Regions from separate parts of the Mus musculus genome. Here region 1 is linked to region 2. The links are chromatin loops, found by intact Hi-C in ENCODE. Cell type or tissue: left cerebral cortex. All regions are shown on one strand. Each heading gives the region's core, and the rest is flanking DNA. Links, peaks and the distances in the headings are about the cores only. Region 1 holds the start of Mtnr1b (melatonin receptor 1B). Region 2 has its middle 41 kb from the start of Slc36a4.

Region 1 (15,616 bases), core at 3,202-11,201, 120 kb before region 2:
CATTCCTTCAGTCTCTGCTCCATTTTTGTCCCTGCATGTCTTTTAGACAGGAACAATTCTAGGTCAGAAATTATGACTGTGGGTTGGTATCCCCATCCCTCCCCTGGGGGCCATATCTATCTACTGCAGGTAGTCTCTGAGGGTTTCATCTCCCCACTGTTGGGCATTTCAGCTAAGGTCACCCTTATTGAGTCCTGGGATCCTCCCTCATCCCAGGTCTTAGACTTTCCAGAGGTCCCCCTGTTCCCTCACACCTACTAGCTGCATGCTTTTATTCATTCTCCTGGTCTTTGGCATTCCCTCCTGCCCCCCCCCCCCATAACTGATCCTGCCCTCTTTTCCTTCCCCCTCCCCTCTTCCACCTAGGTCCCTCCCTCCATCTGCCTCTCATGATTTTGTTCCTTTTCTAAGTGGGATTGAAGCATCCTCACTTGGGCTTTCTTCTTGTTTAACTTTTTAGGGTCTGTGGGATGCATCATGGGTATTCTGTACTTTTTAGCTAATATCCACTTATCAGTGAGTACATACCATATTTTTAAAACACAGTGCTGGATCAGACAAAGGGCATGGTTGAAAGGGAAGAAAACTGTTGCCTTAGACTACCGAGTCCCTATTCCCTCATTTATCACACACACACACACACACACACACACACACACCTGAATTTCCAAGTTCAGTTGTATTTTTTCATTGCTACCACTAGGGGGCACAGGTGCCCACAGTAATGTGCAAGTCTTTTTTTTTTTTTTAAAGCAAGCTCGTTCTTGAAAAATGGGAAATGCTTAGCTGAATTAAATAAGGCCTTTGGGCCATTGGGTGGTGCAGCAGAAGGGTGGAACAGTGTGGACAGGAGAATATGGGAATCACAGAGGAGGCGGATTGAAGGGTGGAGAGAGGTTTTACTGTTACAGCAGATGTGAGATTAGCACAGCATGTGTAGGTCACATGACCTCCCTAGGGGATGCCAGTGGGCAGGCTGGGTCAAGATGCACTGGGCTCAGGTTGAAGCCATATATTTTTTAGATTTATCTCATGTTTCTACATTTATTGCTTCATGATTTACTTCATTGGATGGAAGGACTTTATTTAAAAGATGGGGGTTTTCATCTATTTGATAATTCTTCCATTTAATCAGAATACAACATTTGTATACAATTGGATGAAGTTACCACATCTATGTAAATATCATCTACCATTCAAATTTTGGACAGCCCTGCCCCTAGTCAAAGAACTGTAGACAACAAATGACTGCTGGGAGTAGAGTTGACCTCTCAAAGATAAGCTACCTTATCATTGTCCACTGCAAAGTGGTCATCCCTGAAAGGATATACATACAAACAAGAAAATGAGCTCACTCATCACACTGTATTTATATATCTTTGTATACATGAAGATACATAGATAATAGATTAGATAGATAGATAGATAGATAGATAGATAGATAGATAGATAGGTAGGTAGATAGATAGATAGATAGATAGATAGATAGATAGATAGATAGATAGATAGATAGATAGATAATAGATTAGATAGATGGATGGATAGATACATACATACATAGATAAATGATTGATAGACAGATAGAAACAAAGATAAATGATAGATAGAAACAAAGATAAATGATAGATAGATTAGATAGCTAGATGATAATTAGAATGATAGATGATAGATTATAGATTAAATAGATAGATATATTAGATAGATAATAGATAGATGATATGTAGATTAGATAGATAGATAGATAGATAGATAGATAGATAGATAGATAGATAGAAAATAATAGTAATGAAAAGAGGCTACCAACTGGCTGGAGAATGGGGTTGCATAGAAGGGGTTGGAAGAAGGAAGTTAGGAGAGTGGTGTCTATTTTCAATTACAAATGTACTGAAAGAAAAAAGAGAGTCTCTCTTCAGAGAGAGACAAAGCTTATTTGCCAGAGTGCTTGCCTAGCATGCACAGAGCCCTGGATTTGATTTCCAGAACTTCAGAAGCCAGACGTTGTGGTGTGTACCTATAATCCTGGAAGTTGAAGGCAGGAGGGTCAGGACTTCATGGTCATTCTTGGCTCTATAGCAAGCACAGGGCTCCATGCGCCCTGTGAACTTGGGCTGCCATCTTCAGGAAGAGAGTGTGTGACAGGAGACAAGAGTGAGCCACAGAGAGAGGCACAGGACAAAGTGCTGAGCCATCTCTATTGGTGTTTCTTACCCCACACTTTGTTGAGGCTTGGATACCTCAACAAATAAGCTTAAATGCTTACCCTATATTATTTATATAAATGTATGTGCTATAATGTTATAAAATGTATATGTAAATTATTTTATACAATTAATTTACAAATTCTATATACATATTAAATTGCCTGATCTTTGACTTATTAAAATTAAAAGTAGTTTAGCGTTTGCTAGAGGAACATTACTTACAGTAAACACTAACCCAACATAACAAGAACAGTGCCTCCTATCAGTTAGTGAGAGAGTTGCATCTGACCATTGGAACACAGTCTGTCCCTCTAGTTTCTTTGGATCACATTTCTAGATGTTCAAAAGCATGGTTTCATCATCAGTTTAGCTCTAGTGCATGGAATTACAGTGGAAAGCACATACATAAAAGAGGTAGATCACATCAAAACTAGGACTTTAGTCTCATGAGACCAACCTTTGTCCCTTCTAGCCATCACCTCTTTGGAGTTCGCCACCTATGACCATCTCTGCTCTAGGAACCGAGCTTCTAGAAGCAGAGCTTCTAACAGCAAACACCTCAGAGAAGAAGTTGACAAGAATCTTGACCTTAGAACAGGCTGCAGATATCTAGTGACTCTCTCAGCAGATTCCCTGTGCTAGGGATGACTCTAAAGCTCTTAGCCTCGCTCTGAAGGACTACCTGGTTCAATTCTCTGTCCACTTCTCTAGCCCATGGTCTGAGATCACTTCTTATAGAATGTCTTCCTTGAACATGAAACCCACTCTCTTTGTCTGAACACCACCTCCATTGCTTGAATGCCAGCACTCCAACCTCCCATCAGGACTGCTTCTCTGGATCTCCTTTAGTTAGTCTCTTTGATGTTTGGATAAGTTCTATTGGGTTGAGGGTGAATAGATACAAAATCCCTTTTTTTTTTTTTAGAAAGAGCTTTATCTTAGAGTCACAGTAAAATTAAACCAGAACATGAATAGTTTCCACAGAGCCCCTGTTCCCATACACACATAACTTTCCTGTCACCATATTGGCCCATTCTTGTCATGCAGACTGCACAGTTTCCATTAGCCTTTGCCTTTGATACATGCACTATGGGTTTTAACAGAGTCCACGGTCATGGAATAGAAGCAGATTACTATCAAACCTTTCATGATCATGTAGAAGAGACTCAGCCCTCCCCTAGTTCCTGGTAATTGTGAATTTTGGTTCACAGTTTTGGAATATTTAGGAGGTGTTGCTTTGGATGAGATATGTCGCTGTGGATTGGGCCCCCATGCCAGGCTCAGTCTTCTCTGCCCCATATGAGCTCTCAGCTACTCCAGTATCATGCCTTCCTGTGCTTGTGCTCCCCGCCATGATGATTCCGAAACTGTAAGCAAGTCCCCAATTAAATGTTTCCTTCTATAAGGCAACTGTAAGGCTTGCTAGTTTTATGCTGACTTGAAATAGGCAAGGATCATCTGAAGGGAGGAATCCTCAGTCAAGAAAATGCCTCCAAAAGATCTAGCTTTTCTTAATTAGTAATTACTGGAGGAGGACCCAGCCCATTGTGGGTGGTGCCAGACCTGGACTGGTGGTCTTGGCTTCTATAGAAAGTAGGTTGAGCAAGCCAGTAAGAAATACTCCTCCACAGCCTCTGTATCAGCTCTTGTCTTCAGGTTCCTGCCCTGTTTGAGTTCCTGCCCAGACTTCCTTCAGTGATGAACTACAATGTCAAAGCGAAATAAACCCTTTCCTATCCAACTTGCTTTTGTAATGATGTTTCATCACAGCAGTAGTAACCCTAACTAAAACAGTCATAATGCTTCATCACAGCAATAGAATAGTAACTTGAGACACCATCTATGTGAAGGCATAGGAAATTGTGGTGGTTTGTTTTTATCTTCAAGACAAACCCTTACCCTGTAGCCCAAGATATCCTCAAACTTTCTGCAAATATGTGGTACTTATAAACCCACTCAGTTTCACACACAACTACATAAAAGCAGTGAGCAAAGCTTTGTAAAATGGTATGAAAAAAAAACTATTGAAGCACACAAATGTATTTAGCTTTGACATTTAAATTGACTTTACAGTTACCTTACGTTGCCTTCAAGACCCAAGAAAACCAGCTGTGTGGATGCTGCACTGACTTCAAGTACCCTAATTCCAAAGGTCTGGAGATACTACGTTGCATGCAGGCAAGGTCAAAAATTATATTCCAGGAGAGCTCAGAGCTGAGCCTTTCAGCCTGGGGCATAGCTCGGTGAAGTAGCCATGTTTACAAGCACAAGGCTCTGAGTTTAAAACCCAATACTCTGAGACAGAAAATGAGGGGACTTCTCATCTCAAAGCACTGGCTTTTAAAAATAAAACAACTCCCATGATTTTACTTCCTTCTCCAGCTAGAATGGTTCTTGCCAATTCTCCCTCTGTCCTGAGCAGCTCTGGTTTGTTGATTGACACCCATCAAGTGGTTAGTTTAGTTTAAAGTCATACACAGGCACACTCATGTTCCTAACATGCCTGCTGTGCCTCTTAAGGAGAGAGTTTTCACTCTCTGAAATGTCATTTTGTATCCTTTCCTGTATTTGAACCCTCACCCCATCCCCAAGCCTGGTATATGGGGTAGCCTTAAACTCCCCCAAAATACAGAATCTGAGAGGAGCCCAAACTTTCCCTCCAATTGAGAAACCCTTTTGAATTTGCACCTGCCTTCAGCATTCTCTGTGCTCAGGGGAAACAACACTTCTCTCCACAACGTCATCCCTCCCAGGATGGAGATGTGCTCACCTCACCAGGTGTGCAGTGTTCCTTTGTCCCTGTCCTCATAGCCCCTCCTCCTACTGCCTTTCTTCTGTTGATTTCTAGGAAGAACAAGACTTATATAAAGTCAAATGCTCAAAAATAACATTGCAGAGCCCAGGCTGTAGCTTGGCAGTGGAATGCTCATCTATCATACAATATTCAGAGCCTCAGAACTGCCAGATTAATTACTTAACTAAATCTCTATCATAACGCTAGTTCTGAGTTCTATCAGATAACGAAGATCTATCGCAGATTAATGTTAGATCTCATGGAGTGAGCAAATTACTAAATACTTTTTGTATGCATAGTATTTGGATTATACTGCCTTCTTTTATTTCACTTAATACACATATGCACATGAAGGTGTGTGTGTGTGTGTGTGTGTGTGTGTGTGTGTGTGTGTGTGTGTGTGTGTGTGAACGTGCATGTGTGTGTGTTAGGTACATATGGGTTCCACCCCTGGCATTGTGTGATACTTTGACATTAATCCATGCAGTTGTGTTTACATGCAGTTTTTATCCCAGTGTGTGAAGCTGACTTACCCACCCTTCTGTTAGTGGAGTGTTTTGGGCTTGGGGTGATACACACAAAACTGCTGTGGCAAATGTGGGATAAATGGTGTGGAAAGGATAGCCTTTGATTTTCATGTTGATGCAGTTTCATTATGAATTTCTGCTTAATCTCAACTGTGTGTCCTTTGATGGTGAACATAGGATTAACTATATAAGGCAGGCACAGGCACCTATCTTAAAACCCCACTCCATTTGCCTTGGGGCAATATGAGATCCCCTTTTCAGTCTCTTGATAAACTCAGGTTTCCTGGTCAGCTGGTGTTAGTGGTTCTAGTGGGGCCAACATAAGCAGCACAAGCGAGATCAGGGAACATTATATGTACCCAGTGGTCAAATTTCTTTCTATCCTGTGCTCATGCTTCTCTGATCTTCTTGCCCCTTCCCCAAGCCCACATTATGATAACCTCCACCATGGACCATGAACCCATATAAGCACCATTCTTAAACCAATATCCACACATGTATTTTTTAAAAGTGTTTGTTTTCCAGCACTAACCTCACGGTCATTCACAATACACAACATGTAGCTGCTGGATACCTTCCCTGTCACCTACCAGAGTTCAGCACTGTTGGCTTCATAGATTTGGGGTTGATCCTCACTCCTCAGGAGTCACCTGCTCTTTAGAGCAGCAGCGCCTAGCAGGGGTGGGGGGGTCTCAAACCCCATCCTTCTGATGATCAGACAACTCTAACCAGTACCTGCTCCAGTCCGCAAAGAAGGGTGCTCCCAAATGAACACAGCTTCTCCACGTAGTAAAAGATCTACCTATCCCTGGTTTTTAGGGGCACAGACCTTATCAACTAGGCCACCTAAAGTGGGTCAGACACTGGTAGGCATTCTAAGATGGGCCAGCACTGGCTGATCTCCGGCAATCGCGCAGAGACGCAGAGACGCTGTAGCGCTGTTCTTGAGCGTGCCACTGAGGGACGCGTTCTTCTCTACAGCACCTGAGTCCCAGTCCCTGTCTGGACCTTTTATTTCTCTCCGCCCCTCTGCCCACGTTCAATTAATTGTCTCCTCTAGGTCCCTCCCCGCAGCCTCTTCTTAACACTCACTGGGCGGGGAGGGGACAGCGGGAGCGCCCCAAGCAGTGCGCACCTTGTGCATCTATCCCAGGCAGCGTCGAGATGCCTGAGAACAGCTCAATCCCTAACTGCTGTGAGGCCAGCGGGCTGGCAGCGCGCCCTAGTTGGTCTGGGTCAGCCGGAGCCAGGCCCCCTGTGACTGCCCGGGCCCCCTGGGTGGCTCCCATGCTATCTACAGTAGTCGTCGTCACCACAGCCGTGGACTTCGTGGGGAACCTGCTTGTCATCCTCTCAGTGCTCAGGAACCGCAAGCTGCGGAACGCAGGTGAGTGTAAGCTTCCTTGACACTGAGATCCCACCATACCTTGCCACTGGTTCGAACTCCGAACCTTAGATCCTTAACACCTCCTCACACACCTGTCACCCACATGTCCCTGTTCTGTCCTCAGTGGCAGGTGTCACATTCATTCATCCAATCCCAGACTTTGGTTCTTTGAAGAAGTTAGAGGAAGTTCTGGTTTCCTCCTGCGAAGTTAGTCTGGAAGCTGCCCAGGACACACTTGACACATTAATGCCAATATGAATGAGCCAGGCTTCTCTTGAGCACTCATTTGTGGCAGGCTGCGAGAGCTGTAGAGATACACACTGCAGCTACCTATGGCGTTTCAACTGTTTCTGCTAGACGGAGCGCCTTCGGCCATAGACGCTCCTGACCTGTTACAGACTGCCTCTCTCTACCTGCCAAGCTGACTTCATACACTAGGTAATTTAAAGACCCTTGCTGGCAGAACGACCGTACACTGTATGGACGTGAGCAATGGATGGATGCCAGGATTCTGCTAAGCTTTATGTCAAAAATTCATCTAGTCACTAGAAGATCCAATTCCAAGTGAGAGTGTAGTTTAGACATTGCAGGCGCGACTTCTATCAACACCAGCTTTTCTGAATGAAGACAGGGAAATTGTGGGACGCACTGTGAGAATCTAAGCAATGATTTGGCTAAATTATGTGTCAATTCTTAAAATGCTTTTTCTTTCCAATCTATTCTCATTTCAATTTTTCCCTGAAGGGTAACAAGGCCAGAGGCAGGGGTGTATAAGGTCACCTCCTGATGGGGTGCTGCAGTGTGTGACCAGGTGAGCCTGAGAGGGCCCTCAGTGACACACTGATTCTTATCAATTCTTATTAATTCTTATCAATTCTTATTAATTTTGTCATTCTTACCTTGCATGTCAGGACCAACTAAAATGGAAATGGTGTGAAAATTAACAACGGGAAAGCTTTAAACTGCCTTTCTAAGATGCCAGGCTCTTGGCAAAAGCCATTCTTACTAAATTATATAAATGTCTTGAGGAAAGAGGGTGCCGAGAATTTTCATCTATAAAAGAATCCAGGAGTCAAGTTTGAGTTTTTAGTCATCCTGTGGGAAAGTTAGCATTACTAAGGAGCACACAGGCACCAGTCACTCTTTCCTGGAGTACCTTTTCAAGACATCATTGTAGTTTTGGAAAATAAACCTGTAGTAGCAAAGAGTTAGCTTCTGTTAGAAAACTATGCTTAACATACACACACACACACACACACACACACACACTGCCCTAACACTGCAGCCTCAAACATCCATTTCCTGAACAGGGAGGCAGGTGTTCAGCTGCCCAGGCTTTGTCCCTGTGGACCAGGGTGCCTAGCCCTCCAGGTCCTCATACTTTGCTGGGTGTCCAGAGAAGCCTCTTCCACCCTTAGGTTGTCTGCCATGAGAGCGATGGTTGAGGAAGTGTTCACTGCTGCTTCTTGCCTGAGGAAGGTCAGAATCCTGCCCCTTTTCCATCCCACACAAGACTGTCCAACTCTGTGCTCCCCACCGTCGCCAGGAAACCTTATGGACCTGAGAGTGCATCCAGGCCTGGGGAGAATGGGAAATTGCTGGTGCTTGATCCTATCCCTCCTACCCCTGCTGCCCGTGCACTAGTGCTCAGCTCCAGAGAAATGAATTAACATGCTATCCAGGAGCATTTCTTCCTGCCCTGCAGGCAACTTGCACAGTCATGCAATTTAATCAGTGCTTGCACTTGCTTGCTTTCTTGCTTGCTTCTTTCCTCCTCTTCCTCCTCTTCCTCCTCCTCCTCCTCCTCTTCCTCCTCCTCCTCCTCCTCTTCCTCCTCCTCCTCCTCCCCCTCCCCCTCCTCCTCCTCCTCCTCCTCCTTGTCCTCCTCCTCCTCCTCATTTTGTGTTAGGAATGGAACAAAGAATCACATCCATGCTAGGCATGTCATTCCCTGTGTCTTATGCCCAACCCTTGTTTTTATGACTGTTGGCTTTATTGGTGACAGTCATTTTTTTTTAAATGTAGTGTTGTCTTAAACTAAATGACCATGGTAAAGTGATATTTCAAAATGTTTCGGAAACCTGCATCCACTTGACACGTCAGCACCTATTCACTCTTTGTTAGTCATTTTTAACCTGAAGATGTTACCTTTTCCTCAAGAACAACGTCCCTCAGACTTTTTGTTCTCCTCTGCTCCCGGTCTGTCAATACTGTATTAGTTATGCTTCCACTGCTGTGAAAAAATTCATGGAAAAAAAAGCAGCATAAGGAAGGAACGGTTTGCTTTGTCTCAGGATTTGAAGGTGCAGTCCTTCGTTCTTGGGGGGGGGGGGGCAGGGCAGCAGGAGCCTGAGCCAGGTGGCCACACTGTCTCCACAGTCAGGAACCAGGGAGAGGTGAACACTGGTTCTCAGCTCAGATGCCTTTTTGTATTTGGTCTGGGAATCACTCCATAGATTGTTGCTGCCCACATTTAAAGTGTGTCTTCCCACATCAGTTAACTCAATCTAAAACCTCTATGTCCCACAGACATGCCCAGAGGTTTGTCTCCTGGGTCATTCTAGATCTTGTCAGGTTGACAGTCAACATTAACCATCATAAAATTCTGACTACGCATATAAAGAACATTTATTTCCAGCAGCCAAGACGCGTAGCCCACCTGAGGTTCCAGCATGCTTCGCAAGAGACATGAGGACTCCTTACTGACTATCACAAGACCAGCTCCATTGTGGGAGTTGTTGGAGTGGAGCAGGGGACTTGGGGACAAGGGGGTAGATTCCGGGAACTGATCACTGAGAGAACAGTCAGGTATGTGTCATCCTTTCTATACCAGAGCCTTGCTCACAGTGCCTTGTCACCTCACATTATACTTCCTGAGGGCAATAAAAGCCTACATCTGGATTCATCACAAAGGCCTGCGGGCTCTAGATCCTAGATGGCTGGAATCCCTCAGCAGCCTCAGCTGCACCACAGCTCTAAAACTTGTTCAGTGCCTCCTTGACACTCTGTCTTGAACCACCATAAACTGTCTCAAAGGCTGGGGTAGACGGCTCTCTGAGTAAGGTACTTGATATGCAGACGTGAGAGGAACACAGTTCAGATTGTTAGCATCCACATAAGTGTTGGGTGGGCATGGTGGCCTACCTGTAGTACCAGCACTCTGGGAGCAGAGACAGGATCCTTGAAGCAAGCTGGTTAACCAAACCAGCTGAATCAATGAACTCCAAGTTCAGCAAGTTGCCTTACCTCACTCAATATGGAAAGTGGAAGGCAATCAAAGACACTAATGTCAAGCTTTGCTCTACACACACACACACACACACACACACACACACACACAGTCTATAAACATGGGGTCCTTGCTACCACCACCACCATATAGTCCCCAACACAAAAGCCTAGGGAATGGCACTGCCCTCTGTGCATCCCACCATTATCTCCTGTTTCTTACCCCTTGCTTTGTCAGCTATGCACCCTGAGTTTCTGGTTACCAGTCAGGAGCCATGATCTGACCATGGGTAGTCGTGCTAGGCTGTGGTGAACAGGTGATTTAGAAGGTGTTGCTAGTGAGTGGACACTGCCATGTCTGAAGTGTTTTGTCGTTTGTAAAGCAGAAGGGCCTCAGGGGCTGATAATTTCCTAGGTTCACATTCAATGTCTGTCCTTCCACCCCACAGCTTCTCTCAGGGCCCTGTGGTACTCAAGGCTCTCTCTGTCCCTTATCCAGATCCAGGGCCTTCCTAGGAGGTGCAGGTGGCTACCCTTCCCCACTGTATGGTACTGTGCAAAGAAGGTTGTCATGACATGCCCCTTCCTTATAAGGAAGCATACATAGCACATGATGCCAGAATAAGGTGGGTGGCCCTGTACAAAGGCACTTTAAAGGCATGGAAGGAAATGATTAGTAAGCTTGTGGCCCCTTTCCCCCAGGAGGAGAGAGAAAGAGGAAACCCACTCCAATCAGGACTTAACCTGCCACCAGTCACTCACCAAGATGCCACTTGATGTCAGCTGTGCCTGTTGCTAAGCTAGCAGACAGGGTGTTAAGTGTTTAACGTCAGCTGAAGAACAAGTCTGACTGCCCTGGCCTCTCTCCCTCGTGTATGTGAGATCTCAGTCGCCACAGTTCAGAGGTGAAGGCCTTATTATCTTTTCATTGCGCAAAAATCAATGCTTTTTTAAAAGTCTATAATTGTGTCTTTAGCTGTGTAAGGGGGAGAACTCTTAGTCCTTGCTTGTTCTCTCTGCAGAGTTCTCAGCTTCCTGGGGACATAGAGACTCTTCAGTCTAACTGCCTTCCTTTCCAAAGCATTGACTTCCATACTTAGACAAGATGTCGTGCAGGACGTGGTCTGCCATGACTGTGGTATCTGCAACTCACAGTGTAAAATGTGTATAGCAAAGCAGGTAAGAGTTAGGGAACAAACACTAGGGGAGTTTTATACTTTCTCTATTGTCTGTAGTCATCAGGACGATTGCAGGCAAGATCAGGCTGCAATGTCTTACTTATGTAAGGGCACCCTGTAAAGTTCCCAGGAGGATTAAATCGCCTAATTCGCACGTGTTAGAACACACCCCCATCAGGACTTGGCACATGGCTCTTACCTCATGTCTTACCTCATGGGGAAATCCTATTTTGACTCATGAGCCAAATGCTCAGTTCTTTCAGTACAACTGATAATAAGAGAAGAACAACACTCATAAATAATAGCTGGCATGATTGTGATCATTAAATTGTCAACTAGGCAGAATCAAGGAGACAAACCTCTGGGCAGACCTGTGAGGGAGTTTCTTGATTAAGTTAATTGAGGTTGGAAGATGCATCTGTGGGTGGCTCCAATTCATGGGCTGTACATAAGAAGAGAGTGATCTGAACCCACCATTCAACTCCTTTAGCCTCCCGACTGAGAATGGAATGTGGTCCGCTGCTTCAAGCCCCTTCTACCAAATCTTCCCTACCATAGTGGACTATACTTCGGGAGAGTAAGCTTTCATAGACCTCTATCTATTTTTATCACAGAAACAGAAAGGCAACTAAGGCCACGACTAAGTATTTCTCCTGTGTCAGACAGAAATGGTCATTTGAGAAAGAAAAGGGAGAGGGTGAATGCTTAGGGGGAGGGGAGAAAGGAGAGGGTCCAATGTACATGATGCACTTCAATGAAGATCTACATAGGAAGCCACTATGTAGATACAAAAATATACACTAATAAAAACAGGAAGAGAGAAAATAGCTAATATAACTGTAAAATTCTAAAATCCCTCATCCAATGGGTATCCCTGTGCAAATATTACTCCATCTCTCATTCCTTGAAGTCAAAGCTGATTGAAAGAACAGGTAACAGACCACCATTTTATTCTCCTGCAAAGAGCATAATTTACCTTGCTGATATCTTGGCTGAACTCCTCACTGCCAAGTTCTGCTGGGTCCTATTTTTGCCCTTCACTTATGATGAACATTGATACTCTACACCCTTGTCAACTTCCATTTCTCCCCTAGCTTTCTTGTCTTCCGGTTCTTTCTCCAGCCTTCTGTTGTGGACTCATATAACCTGGTACCTGTTCCATTATCTAGGAGATAGAAAATTATCTGGTTAAACACCATTGCATATGCCAGCAAGATTTTGCTGAAAGGACCTTGATATAGTTGTCTCTTGTGAGGCTATGCCGGTGCCTGGCAAACACAGAAGTGGATGCTCACAGTCAGCTATTGGATGGATCACAGGGCCCCCAATGGAGGAGCTAGAGAAAGTACCCAAGGAGCTAAAGGGGTCTGCAGCCCTATAGGTGGAACAACATTATGAACTAACCAGTACCTCCAGAGCTTGTGTCTCTAGCTGCATATATAGTAGAAGATGGCCTAGTCGGCCATCATTGGGAAGAGAGGCCCCTTGGACTTGCAAACTATATATGCCTCAGTACAGGGGAACACCAGAGCCAAGAAGTGGGAGTGGGTGGGTAGGGGAGTGGGGGAGGGTATGGGGGACTTTTGGGATAGCATTTGAAATGTAAATGAAGAAAATACCTTATAAAAATGGTAAAAAAAAAAATAGAAAATTATCTGGTTAAACTTAGAGGATTCTTACAAGAAGCACTGAGTGCACACCACGGAGTCTGGCAGCACATTCGTTATTGTCCTGCTCTTACTGTTGCATTTGTTAAAGTAATAAGACAACACTTATCCTGGTTCACAGACAACCTCTTCCCATCATTATGGGATAATGTTCGCTGACACCCTACCAGCAGTTCTTTCAAACAGATGCTTCAAACACTCTTAAATATGTCTTCTTTCTTTAAGGTTTCAAAATATCATCTTTGGTATTTTCCAGTACACTATTAATTTTATTTAACCAAGGAAAAACAGTTTTATCTCAGCCTTCCTAGGAGTCATTCTGACACCCTGAGGGTTTTTCATAAATAATAGGACTTGGAAAGAAAACAATTTCTGCCCTTCAGGAATTTGAGAATCTAATTGGGAGATTACCTTACATTCATTCATTGCTTCGGTACTTGTAAAGAAACCAAATTACTAACGAAGTATTTGTTCAATCTTTTCAAAACTGCTTATACCTAAAATGTTATTAGAATGCTTCACGTGGTTCATGTTGACATCACTTAGGCTAATAACCAATCATGGTAAGATCCTGTTTGAGGTGCCCTGCTGTTCTTGGATGGAAGCAATCTTGTTGGCGTGTTTTGGGGAATTGTTCTGCCTGACCAGCACCATCCCTTTTTATTGTCTGATTTAGGAACTTCTACTCTTACAACCTCCTTGCTCTGGCATGGACTACGTTGGTCAATGTTCCTCTGTGTTGGTACATCCTGGTAGGTCTTTCTCTGAGCATGTCATGACCTTCCTGTATATGAGAGAGAGCATAATATACGGTCTATTTAGATAAATGATGAAGGAAGACTGATGTGAAGGTAACTAGCGATCAGAGGACTCCTCTCACTGTCCTGTGCTTTCATTCGTTGGCTGTCTTCTCTGTGAAGGGATGATGCCCTTGGGTTGCTCACCACCCGTCACTAAGCCCCTAGGACAGTCAGAACTGCTATGAGGAGATTCTCGTGGGTACCTGCCAAATAAATGACTAACTTGAAGCTCAGTGCCAAAGGTTATTTTAAACACAAGTAAACTCTTCGGATTTCAGGAGGTAAGCAAAAAGGCTAGGGATGGAGGTCGCTTTGCCTTTCAGAGTTCTGTCTGATGAAGACTAGACAAAGTAGCACTAACCTCCTCCTCAGATACAAAATTCCTGGAAGGAAGACAGGATAAGAAGAGACTGAAGGGAGGGGTGCTTTATCTGTGAGTAGTGAAGGGGTTCTACTTCAAAGAATGCAGCCATGCTGTGGCAGCTCCTTCCCGCTAGCCTACCTTGTCTGACAGAGGCAGGCAGGATGAGTCACTCCAAGATTTGTGTATGGGTGTTCATTTACAAGCCATTGCACACCTGAGGAGCGGATCTGCATGCCGGCTGATTGATTTCTCACCTGGGTGGGGAAGAACTTGATGTAGCAGGGCCCTCCTCTGAATCTCATCCTGAGCGACACCAGAACCTCAGCATCTCACAGATGGGTGACACCATAAGATCCAAAGTCATCTCATTGGGATTCATGCCAAGAAAGCTAGAAGACAGTAGGACCACTGGGCGGATGACTCTCCAGCAGGGACTGGTGGATTTCAGCCTTTTAGGAACAGCAGGCTTAATAGGGGAGAGTAATTGAATCACTTTCCACGTGGAGCTAATGCGTTCTGCTCGCTATTTACAAGCTGTTTGCAGCCTCTGGGGCATTATTAGGGGACAAGCCACATTAACACAGCAGTGCTTGCCTTAGCTTTCCCAAGGAAACAGCTGGTAGAGCTGGCACCAGCTTCCAACCAATTTTGACTTTTTCTGCTCACGTTTGTACATGCCAAGAGCCTGTTTGCCATCCATCCTGAAACTGTCAGGACCTGTAGCAACCAACTTTCCTACGTTAGTGAGAGAAATGTTCTTTACAACAAACAATACTAACGAGTGTAGGGGTGGTCTCCAGTAGAAGAGGCAGGTATTAATAAAGAGGTCACAGAGAAAGTTCAACAATAGTCCAAATGCCTATGACCAGAAATGAGCAGAACTAAGTACATCTTAGGCTGCTCCAACCTCCAGCACCTCTTCCAAACTTCTAAAGGAGTCTTAAAATCTCAGAACTGAACTTGGTTGTGATCCTAAGCTGAAGCCCAGAAATGTGCAACAGGACCTGGTCCCTGCTTCCTGGGACTCAGTGCAGTTTGAGCCGATCCATCAACAGCTTTTCTAGATGCTAGGACAAAACACCAGACACTGGCAACCTGGGGAAGAAAAGGTTTGGCTCACTGTTTAAAGGGGCAGCTCATCATGGTGGAGAAGGCATAGTGGCAAGGCCATGACAGACAATTGCACTGCAGTCACAGCCAGGAGGCAGAGAGTAGAGGATGCTGCCTCTCTCCTATTCAGTCTAAGATCCAAGCACACTGCATTCATCTGTCCTACAACAGGATGCATTTTGTCACATGGCCAAAATTGTGAGCATACAGCAAGTGCTCAGGAAACAGGGCTCGGTGGGAGGCGGGGGTGGGGGTAGTGTTTGGGAGGTGCATGTACTCAGCTTCATGTTGAGACTTCAGGTTGCTGGTGCTATGCTTTCAGTCCCTGATGCTCTCAGACAGCAAAGCTGGGGGAACAGA
Region 2 (15,616 bases), core at 2,776-10,775:
CTCTGGATATGTCAAGGGCCAGCCTCTGTGGTTCTTCTTTTCTGTTCTTGGTTCTTCTTGAGGCAGCAGAGGGGAAATTTGGTCCTATGAGCTATTTAGGGTTGCTCTATAATAATAAAACATTTACCTATCTTAAGTCTGTGTTACTATGCTTCTGTAGCTGACCTGCCTTCTGAGTTCCCCTGAGGTGAGAAACTGTTTAGTACCTCCTCATGAAACAGTAGGGGATTAAGTAAAGTAGCCTTTGTTTTATCTCTGTAGGAATTGCAAGAATCTAACTCCAGCATGCTAGTTAAAGTCATAGGAAGAAAAAGGGACACTTGAAAAGTGATGTTAGCCTGTATTTCTAAGTTCTTCAATTCTCCCAAAAATTTCTATAAAAGTTCTCCTCCCAGAAGTTCTCTCTAAAAAGTTATTGCTAGTCTCTTTTTCTAATCTTGCTCCTTCCTCCTGCTCTGATGTCACAATAATGTCCTTATTCTCATGCCATTACTCCCAATGCTATCCCTTTACTTGTAAGTTCTTCTTGAGTTCTGCCTAAAAAGTTCTCTCTTGAGCCCTGTCCAGTCCTGTCTATTATTTTTCCTCTTTGTCCTCAGTACTTACACATCTTTCAGAATACATGATCACATGGCAAAAAGTACACCATAAGTTTATGCATAAACTCAAATAATAAATCAAGTATTAAGTTTACAACAGAAAATGTTTTCATACATATCCATTAGGAATAATAATCTGGCTAAACATTCATCATCTGTCACCAGATTTACAGGTTCATAGAGAGTTAAAAACCATAACTTTTTGTGAGTAAGCACTAATAAAATTTGGTATAGATAAGCCCAGTCAATGTTTATCTTCTGCCCTTGCACCTATAGTAAATCATCATGACCTTTTTAATGACTTTTGGTTAAGGGCTTTACAACCTCCTGGTATGTGCTCTAAGTTGTAGATGCCTGCTTGCTATCTCAGAAGCAATCAACTCATTCCACTTGAAGACTGGAAGAGTTCTCATTGTAGTTTTGATTATTAGAGAGAACCTTATAGCAGTCCCACTATAAAAAAAAGCTTAATACTTACTAATATAATTTTAGAAATTCTTATAGGACCATCATTAAGAATCAAGAAGTCATCTATTTGTCTATATAGCATCACTACAAGACAGTACATCTTTGTTGTTCTGCAGAGATATGCTCAAATGGGTAGGTTAATATTTAGTGATTATACAAACCAAACAAACAGAAAACACCTATAGACATGCCCGTAGGCTAATCTGATAGGGACAGTTCCTCAGTTGAAGCTCTTTCTTGCCAGGTGACTCTAATTCACAAGCCTTGTCCCAGAACCAGAGACACTAGGCAAGGGAGAATTGTTAGCATTAATTTTTAACAATAGAGTATATCTGTGCCCACAGGGTTCACTGCCTGTACTAACATGACTTCATGTGCTGCCTTTATCAGCTTGACTTCATAATTCTCTGTTGCTATGCCCCAGAGGATAAAGTTGTAAATAATTCGATCATTTCTTTTAAAAATATCCAGAAACTTATTTTACATGAACCTTAAACTACTAAGCGAGTCTGAATCTTTTTAAACACACAGCTTCCAACATCTGTCCAACACATCCTTGGAACCATTGCCCTTGTCTTTGTTTTTAAATATGTTATGGATTTACTAAACATAAATAAGCTCTCTATAACAAAAACCCTGTTTCATACCAGACTCTACCACATCACAAATACTCTTTTCTTGTCCTTCCTGCTCTGACAGTAGAGTGTTGCTTTGAACAGAAGGCTGGTATCCTCAGGAAATTCATATGCTGAGATCTGTGCATCAAGCTAATGAGCTATGCAGATGGGAACTCTGGAAGGTGGCTGGGTCATGAGAGCAGAGTCCTTTGTGAGAAAGTTTGGTTAGACAAGGTGGGGGGAGGGAGGTGTTTCTTCTTCTGTTGTACAGAGGAGAGTCCTCACCAGTGGCTCAATCATCAGCTCCTTGCTCTTCCCCTCCCCAGTCTCTAGAGTTACCAAAGCCCATCCCTATCACTGAAACCCCCTAATCCATAGTATTTGTTATATCATCCCAACTTCACCAAGACAAGAGATATCCTGTATGAAGCCAAAACCTAGACTGACCTTTATTTTACTAACAGATTATTTGGGTGGTGACTTGAAGTATGTTAAAGTAGATTTTACTTCATGAAGTACAAGTTCACAGAAAAGTCAAGTGGAGAGTGTAGGGATTTTACACACACCTCCTGCCTTCACCCAACACACTCACAACCTCCCCTAGTAGCAGAGGCACCCACCAGAATGATGATACATGTGTTGTAACTGATGAGCCTGTGTTGGCTCATCACAATCACCCCACAGCTGTGGCATTAGGATTCCCTCTGGATGTCATACCTTCAATAGGTTTCAACAGACCTGCAATGGCCTATATCTATCATTATTGTTGTACAAGTCCTCCATGGCATGCCTAGCCTCCACTTCCCATCTCATTCCCTGGGAATTACTGGGATTTTTCTATTCCCATAGCTTCATTATTTCCAGAAAGGTCATGGCTGGACTCACCGAGGGTCTACCCTTTCAACGTAGCTTACTCTGTAAGATACGCTAATGTTGCTTCCTGTCTTGTTATCTTGTTCCTATCTTTCTAACTTCCTAAAGTTGCTCAATCCTTTTGTACTTAACAATATCCCTTCACCTACAGCAATGTATCCATCCTCCAATGTGATACATGTTGATTTGAGACTGTTCATCTCTATAACTGTACCTCCCCACATATGGGGGAAAGAAACAGAGGTAAGTTCTATTGTGAGGTACGCAAAGAAGGAAATAGGGAAGCCAGGAAGATGAAGAAGGAAAGAGAAGGAAGGGGAAACTGAGGTAGTCTTTATGTCATGTCTCATATCAATGATACCAGAAGCAAAGCCACTTCTGAGACCCAAGTTCCACTCAGAATGAAGGATCCCTTTCCCAGCAGATAGACCCTTCATTAAGACAGTGGCTGCCTTTTAATCCAGGCTCCATTGTCCCTCACGTGAGTTGTGCTTCAAGAGTGCTGATCCTTGCTCTAGGCATCCAAGAGTGGATACAGGTACATGATGGATGACAGAGAGTTTCCTCATTACCCTTGTGCCTACCTAGGTTTCCAAAAGGTGGGATGTTCTTGTCAGCCACTGTCAAGTAGAAAAGAGGCAAAGCTATGGAGGAATACTGGTCCTCAGATCCAGTACTTCTTAGCCTCCTTTTTGCTCCTGGCCCAAGCTTGGAATTGATACCTCTACCCTGTCCCCAGACCTTTGCCACAATCCCACACTCCCTGCTGCTCTCACCCAAGCATTAGGAAAGAATCCGTTAGGCTTCCTCCTGGCTGGGCCTCATTCTTTCTGTCAAATTTGATATTTGATAACTTGGAAAATGCTCTAATCTTGTTTTAATGTATTATTTATTCTTTAACTGTTCAGTCAACAAACATTTGAAATGCCTATGATAGTCTAGTGTTCCATGTACTGGAGCCAGGCATATAGACTCTTACCCTCCAAACAAATTCAAATGGTAGAAGGGGTTTAAAGGGAGGTAGTCACAGAGATTTGGGCAGAGGATTCATTTGGCTCACAATTTAAGATACTGCTTTGGTAAAATTACAGAAAAGTCAAAACTCTATCTGTTTGAACTCCATAAAGAATGCCATGAACGATCTTGTGAATAAGGGAGCAGGGCAAGAGATGCTCAGCTGGCTGTGTTCTGATGCCCTGAAGTACTTGCCAGCCCCACCTCACCCACTTCCTTAGAGCTGAACTACCAGTCCATCCTTTGGTCTTAGCTTCTGCTGTTGGTCCACACTGGAGTGAGGAAGGCCTTGATTTCAATGAGGTGTGATAACAGCATTGAAGTAATTGAGAGCAGGTAACAACAGCAAGGCTCCAGGGTGTCAAACAGCAGAAGTACTTGGTGAGCAATGCATTGTTTACAACTTAAAATGCATTGTCACTGCAACTTAGGCAATGGGTACCTGAATTCCAGAGGAAACCCATCTCAGCACCCAATCACTTCTCAGATACCTCCAAGTGCCACAGTTAGGCCATTTACATTAAGCTAGAATTTCCTGTCTCCCTAGATTTCCATGCCATTAATCTCTAATACAAATGAGAATGTTGTTAGTAAGGTGAAAAATAATTTATTGGAGTAATGTATGTATGTATGCTTTTTCTTCTGAACTAACAATGAGCAATCACTACACATAAGAAGACCTGTTTATTTTATGATTTTTGGTTACTAGTAATTAATAATTATATTTCTGCTCAGATAGCCATAACACAGTCTTATTTATAGTATTCTTATTCTGATGGTGAAAATGTATGTCTTCCTCATCTGCTTATGTGGTTTTTTTAAAGTAATCAAAGAAATGTGATTTATTTCTGATAATTTTAATGAGTATGCCTCTTGTTCTACCTTCTCTAACTGTCCTAAGGAAAGTTTTATATAGCTTCTATCACTATAGAAAGGATGACTTTGGAATGGGCAGTAAAAGAGCAATGGGTAACCTTTGCACAAAAGACAAAAGACTTCAGGAATTATTCAGTTCCACACAGCGGTGAACTTTCTTATACAATTTTACACTTCCATCAAGTATGAGTTATCCTCCAATAAACTAATAGTGTAAAAAATGGCTCTCTATGGACATTTAAATTAGAGGGGACCAGTAGTGAGAAAAAGTAACTATTACCTTATAGGTAAAATATATTCTAGATTCATTTCAACATTTTCTTACTGTATTATGATTCATGAACTTATTCAATAAAACCTTTAGCATGTGTTGATTTGTATCTGGAAGTCATAAATTCTATCGATTTTTGAAAATTAGCCTCTATGGTCACAAATTTCAGTTATAAGTATTATCAGATGTAGAATATAGAAGTGGCCTCCTGCTCTTTTGGTCAGCACAATAAAATGGACACAAAATACATAGGTCTTAGCAACAAAAAGTTTTCCTGAAATCCAGCCCTGGCCCAGTGCCATTTACACAAACTTGACAGGGACTCACACATTTGCTGTGCACATCTATTGCTAGTGTTATAACAGTGATAGAGATGTCCACATAGAGTAATAGAAGGGTTTTATTGTTTAAAATGTACCTGGGCTATGGTGGAACATCTTTTGGGTATATGTCCAGGAGTGGTATTGGTTGGTTTTGAGGTAGAACTATTCCAAATTTTCTGATAAATTGTCAAATTGATTTCCAAAATGGTTGTACAAGTTTGCACTCCCACCAGCAATGGAGAAGTGTTCTCCCTGCTCCATAACTTCACCAGCATGAGGTGTCACCTGAGTTTTTTATCTTAGCCATTCTGATTGATATAAGATGGAATCTCAGAGTCACTATGATTTACATTTCCCTGATGACTAAGGACATTGAACATTTCTGTAAGTGTTTCTTCTCAGCTATTAGAGATCCCTCTGTTGAGAATTTTCTGTTTAGTGCTGTACATCTTTAATTGGGTTATTTGATTTGTTGGTGTCTAGTTTCTTGAGGTCTTTATATATTTTGGATATTAGCCCTCTATCAGATGTAGGGTTGGTGAAGATCTTTTGTCAGTTTGTAGGCTGCCGTTTTGTCCTATTAATGGTATCCGTTGAATTACAGAAGCTTTTCAGTTTCATGAGGTCCCATTTATCAACTGTTGATCTTAGTGCCTGAGCTACTAGTATTCTGTTGAGGAAGTTGTCTCTTGTACCAATGTACAAGGCAGTTCCCTTTTTCTTCTGTTAGATTTAGGGAATCTGGTTTCATGTTAAGGTCTGATCCACTTGTACTTGAGTTTTGTGCAGGGTGATAGATATGAATCTATTTGCATTCTTCTACTTGCAGACATCCAGTTAGACCAACACCATTTGTTGAAGATGCTTTTTATTTCCATTGTACAGTTTTGGCTTCTTTGTCAAAAATCAAATGTCCATAGGTGTGTGGGTTTATTTCAGGGTCTTTGATTCTATTCCATTGACCAACCTGTCTGCTTTTCTACCAATACCATATGTTTTTTCTATTATTGCTGTGCAATGCAGCTTCAAATAAGGGATAGTGATGGATCCAGAAATTCTTTTATTGTACAAGATTGTTTTAGGTATCCTGGGGTCTTTTGTTTGTTTGTTTGCTTGTTTGTTTTTCCATATGAAGTTAAGAATTCTTCTTTCAAGGAATTGAGGAAATGAGTTGGACTTTTGATGGGAATTATGTTGAATCTGTATATTTCTTCTGGAAGATGGTCATTTTTACCATGGTAATCTACCAATCCATGAGCAGGAACACTTGCTCAACTATGTTCATAGCAGCTTTATTTGTAGTAGCCAGAAATTGGAAATAACCTAGATGTCTCTCAATCAAAAAATGGACAATGAAACTGTGATACATTTACACAATGGAATATTACTCAGCTATTAAAAACAAAGACATCATGAAATTTGCAGGGAAGACAGATTGACCAAGCAAGCTCAATCAGTCAACAGGATCTTGAGGGAGGGAGTGAGGATTAAAGGAAAAAAGAGACAATTAGATAATATTATAACATGACCCCAGCAATTGCTGAGAAGTGTTTATTTTTTCCAGTCTGTTTTTATACCATTCTAGGTACATGCAAAGAATAGGGTCAGTTCTAGGTCAAAGACAAAGTAGTCAAGGAAGAAACAAGGATAAACAAAGTAGTTAAGGAACAAACAAAGCATAACCAAAGGTCTCGTGATTACTGTATTCAGGGACTAAACAAGATGATCAAGGCACAAAGAACACATTACTCAGCTATATTTATCTTGAGCCTTGTCCTAGTCCAATGTAAATATTCTTGCCAATATCCTTGAAGCAGCACCAAGAGCTCTCCACAATGGATAGAACTAGAAAATATCATCCTGAGTGAGGTAACTCAGACCCAGAAAGGCTCTCATGGATATACTTACTTATAAGTGGATATTAACCACAAAATAGAGTAAAACCATGCTACAATCAACAGACCCAAAGAAGCTAGATAACAGGGAGGGCTCGAATCTCACTCAGAAGGGGAAATAGACATCAGAAGTGGATGGGAGAGTGAACTACATGGAAGAGGGGTGGAAAATTAGCTATGTTTGGGGATGTTAGAAGAGAGAGTGGAAATGGGGGCATCTCTGGGATGAGCTTGAGACCTGGAACTGGAGAGGCTCCCAAGAGCCTATGTGGGTGACCTGAGCTGAGATTCCTACCAGTGGTGGATATGGAAACTGAAGTAGCCACCTGCTATAGCCAGGTGAGACATCTAGTGGAGGAAGATGGACATCAACCCATCCATAAAACCTTCTACTCAAAATTTGTCCTTCCTATAGGATATTCAGGGATAAAGATGGAGCAGAGATTGAGGGAACAGCCAAACAATGACTGGCCCATCTTGAGACCCAGCCTATGGTACAGAGCCAACCTCTGAATATATTAATGATACTCTGCTATGCTTGCAGACAGGAGCCTGTCTTCTGAGATCCTTCATCTAGCAGATTATGGAAACAGATGCAAAGACCCACAGCCAAACATTAGTCAGAGCTCTGGAAGACTTGTGGAAGAGTAGGGGGAAATGATTGAGAGAGCTAGAAGGATCAAGGACACCACAAGATGACTAACCTATGCCCATAGGAGCTCATAGAGACTAAACCGCCAACCAAAGAGCATGCATGGGCTGGACCTAGGCCCCCTATACATATGCAGCAGATGCAGCTTGGTCTTCATAAGGTTCCATAACAGCTGAAGCAAGGACTGTCTCTGACTCTGTTGCCTGACTTTGGATCACCTTCCCCTAATAGGGCCGCCTTGTCTGGTCTCAGTGGGAGAGGATGCCTTTAGTCCTGCTGGGACTTGATGCACCAGGATGATTGGTACTCATTGGGGGGCCTCATCTTCTCTGAGGAGAATGGGAGGGGTTTGGGGAGAGGAATATTTGAGGATGGGACTAGGAGGAGAGGAGGGAGGGGAACTTCTTTCAGGCTATAAAATGAAAAGAAGAAAGAAAGGGGAGGAAGAAGGGAGAAGAAGAAAGAAAAAAAGAAGGAAGAAAAGATATGCAAAAATAAACTTGGAATGACAAGTACTTCTTAAAGTATCACAAATAAACTTAGTTATGAACTACTTCATGATTTTACAGTAAAGGATTACAGCCAACAGCAGCATTCTCTGCAGCAATCTGTCAAACACCACTTGCCTATCTGTGGCTCAGTGGAAACAAGCAGTGGTATTGTTGAATAAATGGGCAAATGCATAAGCCAATGGCCATCCTCAGACCTCAGGCAGCAAGTCCCAGGAGCTAGCAACTGTAGAACGACAGAGCTGTTTGGAAGCCTGAGGACTGTTGCAGATGTCTACTGACAAGTTCTAAGGAAATTGTGCAAGCCAAGAAACAGTAAAATTAACTGTGGCTTTTTTTTTTAAACAACTTATATTTTTTACTATGAAAACAAAATTTAAAATATGGTATCTCTGGTGAAGAAATGTATTTTTTTTTTATGTTTTAAAAAAGGGAATCTTGCTCAAAAGTCTGAACTATTTTTCTCAAAGTGCCCTATTCTGCTTCTGATCATCTTGTCATAATTCAAATATTAATTCTATTGACACAAATCCCCATAGATCCCAGAGGACTTTCCAAGACTTAAATTCAGTCAGGTCTCTTGTGCTGTCTTCGTCCGTTGTATTCATTCCTCTGAGTGATTACTGAGTCCTCTGATGAGAGAGTTTGCTTTCTGTTGTTTATGACAAGGCTTGCTACATAACCCAGGCTGATCTAAGTTAATGTGTTTAATTCCAACAACTGCTTTTTCTCTATTGAGCTAATTGTGGTTTGGGGCTTCCTTCTATTGATAAGGTGCATTACATTGGCATATGGAGGCTTAAAGGATCTTGGAATTCTGGGACAAATCCCCCTTAGGTATTATGGTGGTTTGAATAAGAATGGCCCCATAAATTCATGTATTCAGACACTTATGGAATGGCACTATTTGAAAGGAGGTACAGCCTTTTTGGAGAAAGTGTGTCACTGGCAGTGGACTTTGAGGTTTCAAAAGCCTAAGCCAGGCCCAGGGGCTCTCCCTGCTGCCTGCAGATCTGCATATAGAATTCCCAGCTCCTTCTCCAGCACTATGTCTCCTGGATGCTGGCATCCTTCCTGCTCTGCTGATAATGGACTAAACCTCTAAAACTGTAAGCAAGTCCTAATTCAATGCTATCCTTTATAAGAGCTGCGGTGATCCTGGTGTTTCTTCACAACAACAGAAATTAAGTAAGACAGTTATTTTGAATATTCTTTCGATGTGTTCTGGGGCTCTTCTTTCAGGTATCTTTGCCTCTCTACTAAAAGGGAATATTGATTCCCAAACTTCTTTGTGGTATCTTTATCAGGTTTCTGGATCAGGAATTTAGTGTCTGGCAACACTGCATGAATTAGGTTCTAAGTTTTGGAAGACTTTGGAAAGAGTTAGCTTCAGCTTTTTAAAAGTAGGTCAGTTTTCAGAATTGGAGGTTGAGGTGAACTGGCACGCACTGATCTTCTGAAGATAGGTTTGCGATTAATTTCCCTGCTCACTCCTAACTTCCGTAGCCGGAGGCAGGGAGCTTTGTGCTTCCCAGGTTCCTCTGAGATCTGTCTGCTCCCACAGCAGTGTTACGATCATTGTCTGCACTGAGCTTCACTGCTGCTATGTTTCCTGTATTTGCACACTTTCAATTACATCATATTTCAGGAGTCCTTTGTTGGTTGATAGCTCTCCTGAAAGTCTTCCTGCTTTAATGCATTCATTTCCTTTGGTATCTCTATTGTGCTGTCAAAGGGGTCTCACAAGAAAATAGTTAAATGTGGGCCTTGCCATCAAGAAATGGAAGCCAATTTGTTATCCTTGACTAATCCCTGGCAGACTTGACCTTGGGGTGTGTGTGTGTGTGTGTGTGTGTGTGTGTGAAGCAGAACTGAATTAACTCAAATATATCAGTACCTTGGAAACTAGACTGTGCTGCCTTGCACGTAACCTTAAGGAGATCTCCATGTTTACAGAATGAGAATATCACTTGATTTGCTTTAGAGCTCCAAACATGCAACACAAAAATCAATGAATCAGTTATTTTTTATTTTCATTCTAAGCATATATACATACTGTAGAGGAATGTAATCTATATGTGAGGGTATATGTGTGTTGTCTGTTGTTGTGACTGTTGTTCTAGTTTGGTTTCTATTGCTGTGATTAAAATTATGACCAAAAGCAACTTGGGAAAGAAGGAATTTATTTGGCTTACAGGTTCCAATCACAGCACGACACTGAGGGAAGCCAAGAAACAAAAATGCAACTTCCAGTTCCAGCGAGAGATCACGGAGGAGTGCTGCCTACTGGGTTACTCCTCCTAGCTTGCTCAGTGTGCTTTTCTATAGATGGCACCACTTACCGTGAGCTGGGCCATTTTATATCAATCATCAGTCTAGAAAACACCTCCAAGACAGGCCTACAGGCCTGATGGAGGTAATTCTTCAGATGAGGTTTCCTCTTCCCAGATGACTCCAGTCTATGTCAACATGTCAAAAAGAGAAACCAACACACACACACACACACACACACACGAGTGTATGAGTATGTGTATGTATATGATACACATATCTATGGTGCATACATATACATATATACATATCTGCAATTTTAGCCATATAAAATTAACATTGAAATATCACATTATATGTCTCACTTAATTTCCTTTAAATTCTTAAATAGCAGTAAAATATTATCAAAACCTAAGTTTTCTAAATAATTCCTACATCCAGAGAGAATGGTATTGTTTGATACTTCCTAATTAAAATAATCAAGATATTAGGTAAATGTTATCAAGGAGTTGAATTTGAGTTTGGGATTTCCTTACTAGTGAAAATAACTGATAATTTTCAAAATTAAGGTAACCAGTTTCTCTTGCACTGGGCCAAATCCTTTAAACCTTTTGAAGATGTTTAACACATTCCATTTCTTAGTCATAAATTTCCATAGTTATTACACTCATAGGAAATTCGTCTTACATCTGGCCTGCTCCAGTTTGAACTTGTCTCCCTCTTTTATCTCCTGACATTTTAAAGGAGACTAGAACATACTGGAAGCATCACGTAATCACCTCCAAGAAGTCCTTACCACGTTGTGTGACTTTTGAAAAATGCCAAGGGCTATTATCGTTAAAGTTGAATAATGCCATAGAATGGTAATTAATTCGATCTTTAACTGTTCGGTGTCATCCCCCTGCACAGAGAGGCAATGGATATATTAAGTAATATATTGGCTAAAGGCATGAGGTTTAGTGTGGGCCAGGTCAAGGGGTCTTTCCTAACCCCTTGGGCATTCTGTGAACCTTATTAACTCTCATTTCCCTTTCTCGAAAACAGTTACACTAATAGTGCCTCCTTTGTGTGGCTGTAAGGTTTAACAGGTGTGACAGTGGCTAGAAAGAGCGCTGCACTGACATGGAGAATTTCCTTCGCTTGGCCTGGTCTGTCAGAGCATCGTGTACCCTAGACTGCTTGTAAAGACAATCTAATCTCATCTCCCCACATGGTCAAAGTTGAAAAGAAGCGTGGGGGTTTTATTTATTTGCTTAAATATTTTTCTAAGCATATAAAAGGACGGGCAATTTTTTAATGCTTTCACAAACTTTAATTATGTTTTTAATTGAAAATAAATATTTTTCACACAGTATATTCTGATCCTGGTTTCATTCCCCCCAGCTCCTCCCAGATCCTCCCCGCCCATTATTCTTTGTTTTGTTTTGTTTTGTTTTTTCTCTCTTTCACAGCAGTGTCCTCAAAGCTAGCTGACCAGGCAACAATGGAACCCCTGTGGTGACTCAGCTACTGTGACCAAGTGTTTGTCAGGACTAAAGGGGCTAATTTTGTAGGCTGTTTCATTCAAGCCATCAGACCACTATTAATTGACTCTTAGAAAGAAGAGGTGGCAGGATAAATTACACACAAGCTACAAAACCCAGAGATTAGACAGTGTTATTCTTGGGGTAGTGAGAGACTGCATGTGAGGGGACACTGGGGTGCACTTGAGGACCTCAGCCTCCTTACTTTTTGCACTGCCCCATGCTCACACAGAGAGTGTGTTACTCTGCCATGCTCAGCACACACTCTACACACAGAACCTGGAACTCTCCAGAAACAAGGCAGCATAATCAATGCAAACTATACCAACCACACAATGGCCTATTGGCCATTATGTAAGCCATGAGCAGATAGTTTAGCCGAAGTAGTAGTTGCTGGTGAAAACTAAGTGCAAAAGAACATGTCTTAATCTGACTTGGATGGGGTCCCACTTTTGTTATGAAGGAGGTCCGGTTGTATATTATCTGTTACTCTGGCAAGGCAAAATTCCAGAGATAAACTATTTATCAAGATAGAGAGGTTCATAGTTCATGATGAAAATCTGGTGAGAGCCCCAGACAACCTCATGGAAACACATGTTAGGAAGAACATATTTAAATCATACTCAAACCAGACCCAACAGCTTCTGAATTACCTATATCCTCCAAAAGGGTTCACTTCAATATTGTATTAAACAAGACTTTTTACTTAGAATACAAAGCTTGCAGCAGGTAACCACTTCCATCCATGCCATGATCAAGCATGCTACTAAGACTCTGGAAATAAAGTGAAGACTCAAAACATCAGGTTTAATTACTGATTTTATCTTTTAAATGAATAATGGTAGAGCCTTGGGTCCTGCAGTGTTTAGGCTCTGCATCTGTTCCTCAATTCATCAAATGTTTATTGACAGCGTCTGATGCCTAGAAGAGAAATTTGCATGCATCTCAGCATCTACACTCCTTGAATGGTGCTTGCATAACTCTGAGATTTGGGGGTTGAAATGGAAAAAGTAGATGCAAATCTCAGAGCCGAAACACAGTGGAATATTACCCTGTGTTCCCTGAAGTCAAGGTTTCTTTATTGCTTGTTGAATTCTAAAACCTGAATAGAAGAAAGGAGGCAATGTGAGGAGAGGGAAAGGCATGGGGCTATGAAAGGGGGCAGTGGACAAAGGACCTAAACGAACACAGTATGATGCCAAGGATGTATAGGAAAGTACCACCATGGAGCCTATTGCTTTGTATGACAACTTGCACTAATCAGTTTGTATTGTTAATCTGACCCAACCTTGAGTCACCTGGGAGGGGGGAACGTCAAATGAAGAATTGCCTTGATCAGACTGGCTATTGGCCATGTCTAAAAGGAGTTGTCTTGAGTGATGTGGAAGGGACCAGCCCACCATGGACACTAGACTGGCGGGGCATGGGTGGCAGAAATAATCCATGGTAGATGGGAATGGGCTGGTATAAACTAACAGGAGGTGGCTCAGAGCAATCCAGTAAGCAGCTGTTATGATCTTAGTGAATATGTCCTCTACAGGCTTTTTTTGAATGCTAGGTCCCTAGTTAATGGAAAGGATTTGGAAGAATTAAGAGACGTGACATTTACGGAATAGGTGTGTCACTGGGGAATGAGCTTTGAGATCTAAAAAGCTCACACCATTCCTTAGCTCTCTTCTCTTACCTCTCCTGTCTTACTTCCCCCTTTCTCCTCCCCCACCTCTCCCTTCTTCTTTCTCTCCCCTCCCCACCCCTGCCTCTGACTTGTGGGTTAGAAGCAAGCTCTCAGCTGCTGATCCAGCATCATGTCTGCCTACCTACTCCATGCTCCCCACCATGATGGTAATGACCAACTCTCTGAAACCATAAGCAAGCCCCCAATTAAATGTTTCCTTTTCAAAAGTTGCCTTGGCTGTGATGTCTCTTCACAGCAAAAGCAAAGTAATTAAAATAACAGCCTTCCTCCATGGTTTCTGCTTCTGCTCCTGATGGAGTTCTTGCCCTGACTTCCTTCTATGGTAGATTGTGCCTTGAATACAAGCCAAATAAAACCTTTCTCCTCCAAGTTGTTTTTGATCAGGGTGTTTTATCACAACAACAGAAAAGAAAACTAGTAGAAATTTAACTGTTTTAAACACTGGGTAATCCAGCTTCCTTTCCACCTTATTGCAAGAGAAAGTTTCCACCATTGCCTCTTCAGAGTCCCATGTCAGTGCTCAGCTGCTAAGGCAATCAGCATTGCACAGCTTTGGGGAAGTCTCCTATCTCCACAACATGGGAGGATGATGTGTGGGCAGGGATGCTCTAAGTGTGGCCCTGTATGTGCTCTGGCTCTCCATGCTCATGACCGAGATGAAGATGAACCCATATGGACAGCTCAGAGTGAGACAGTTCTTGCTAACTTCATCACTTCTGCTGAGGAGGATGAAAAGTCCAAAGAACGATTTGCCAAAACAGCTCCTGGTCAGCAGTGCCAATGAGTTTCCTCAGGGATCTATAGAAAATCCCGAAACAGGATTCCTGAAATTCAAACTTCCTTAGGAGTATAGTGCTTTAGTCTTAAATTTCATACTTTAAAATCATACTTAATAGCAAAAATTGAGGTTTTCTTAATATAAAATAATACTCTCACTAGTGTCTCAATGACACTCAACAGATGTCTTCAATGCTACTTCCTCTGGACTGGTGTTGAACCTGTGAGTAGTTCCAGGCATTACCATGAAGGTAGAAATAGCATCTCTCTATTCTAGCCCATGCTTATTTTTTTTTTCCTCCAGTGGTGAGTGTGGTGGTGGCACTGATGAAAGACCTGGATGCTGCTTCACACGGAGAAAGGAATAGGGTTCAATGTGTTGTAACACAAATCAGGATAAGACTTTTATTAAGTTTAGTTATAGATGGCGGGACAACTGGATATGGCTTCTCATGATGGACAGATCCCCCTATATAGTACAGTGGAGAGAGAGGGACGAGTTGCTATTTCTTCTCTTATGAGGCAAACACACATTCTATGAACAAGGGATTTTTGTTTATTGGTTTGGTTTTCAAGACAGGGTCTTCTTCTGTAGTCCACCCTGGCCTGGAGTTTCAGATCTTCTGACTCAGCCTCCTTAGGATGCTCCACCTGCCCCACAGGGCTTTGTTGCTATTTTTTTTGTTGGTTTGTTTGCAGCTTTTCTCTTGGTGAAGTTTCTCACATACTTCTAGATGTCCTTGTCTCAATGTCACAGGCTCAGAATTCCTAAGAGTCAATATATAAAATCTTTGTTTCCTTTGGAAAGGGGTTGTGATAGTGCTTTCTGAAACCATTGTCCCATTTTATAAATCCAGTGATATGACCTAGTTATCTCAAGGCTTTTCCAAAGGGCACATCAAATTCTACAGATTTATGGAACACAATATGAGGTGTTAAAACACGTATACAATTCATGGTTTTCAAATCACAGAGCTGACACACCCATCATCTCAACGTTTATGAGTCCTTTATGGGGTCAGCACATTTTAGCTCCTTTGACACTGTGCTAAGTTGAGTGATGCATGTCACTGGGCACATGGGTCTCAGTGTCCTCTCGTTTTTCATCATACTCTTAGATCTCTGAGGCTCTGAATATCCATAAAGACTGTTCACACTGTTAACTAAGAAAATATTCACACATCTGTCTCACACATACACAGTAATAAGAATGCAATAAAACTTAAATAACAAAAAATTAGGAGGGGATACC

Evidence for each region. A loop is a pair of places that touch in the nucleus more often than their neighbours do. Peaks named below come from ENCODE experiments on the same cell type or tissue, not always from the same donor. Only the 100,000 strongest peaks of a DNase experiment are listed, where the experiment ranks them.
Region 1: it touches region 2 in a loop (3.0-fold over the local background); 6 of 42 quality-filtered maps call a loop at or near these places.

What each region holds. Positions count from the first base shown.
Region 1 is chr9:15,865,531-15,881,146 of GRCm38, reverse strand. It overlaps Mtnr1b (melatonin receptor 1B), which reads left to right and starts at 6,591. Exons shown (of 2, transcript NM_145712.2): 1 at 6,591-6,909. The coding sequence starts at 6,687. In left cerebral cortex, for the core only: no CTCF peak of the experiment used is centred there; DNase peaks (open chromatin) are centred at 3,433 and 8,013; H3K4me3 peaks cover 279 bases.
Region 2 is chr9:15,742,649-15,758,264 of GRCm38, reverse strand. No RefSeq gene overlaps it. Among named protein-coding and RNA genes, the nearest start is that of Slc36a4, 41 kb to the right of the region's middle. In left cerebral cortex, for the core only: a CTCF peak has its summit at 7,263; no DNase peak of the experiment used is centred there.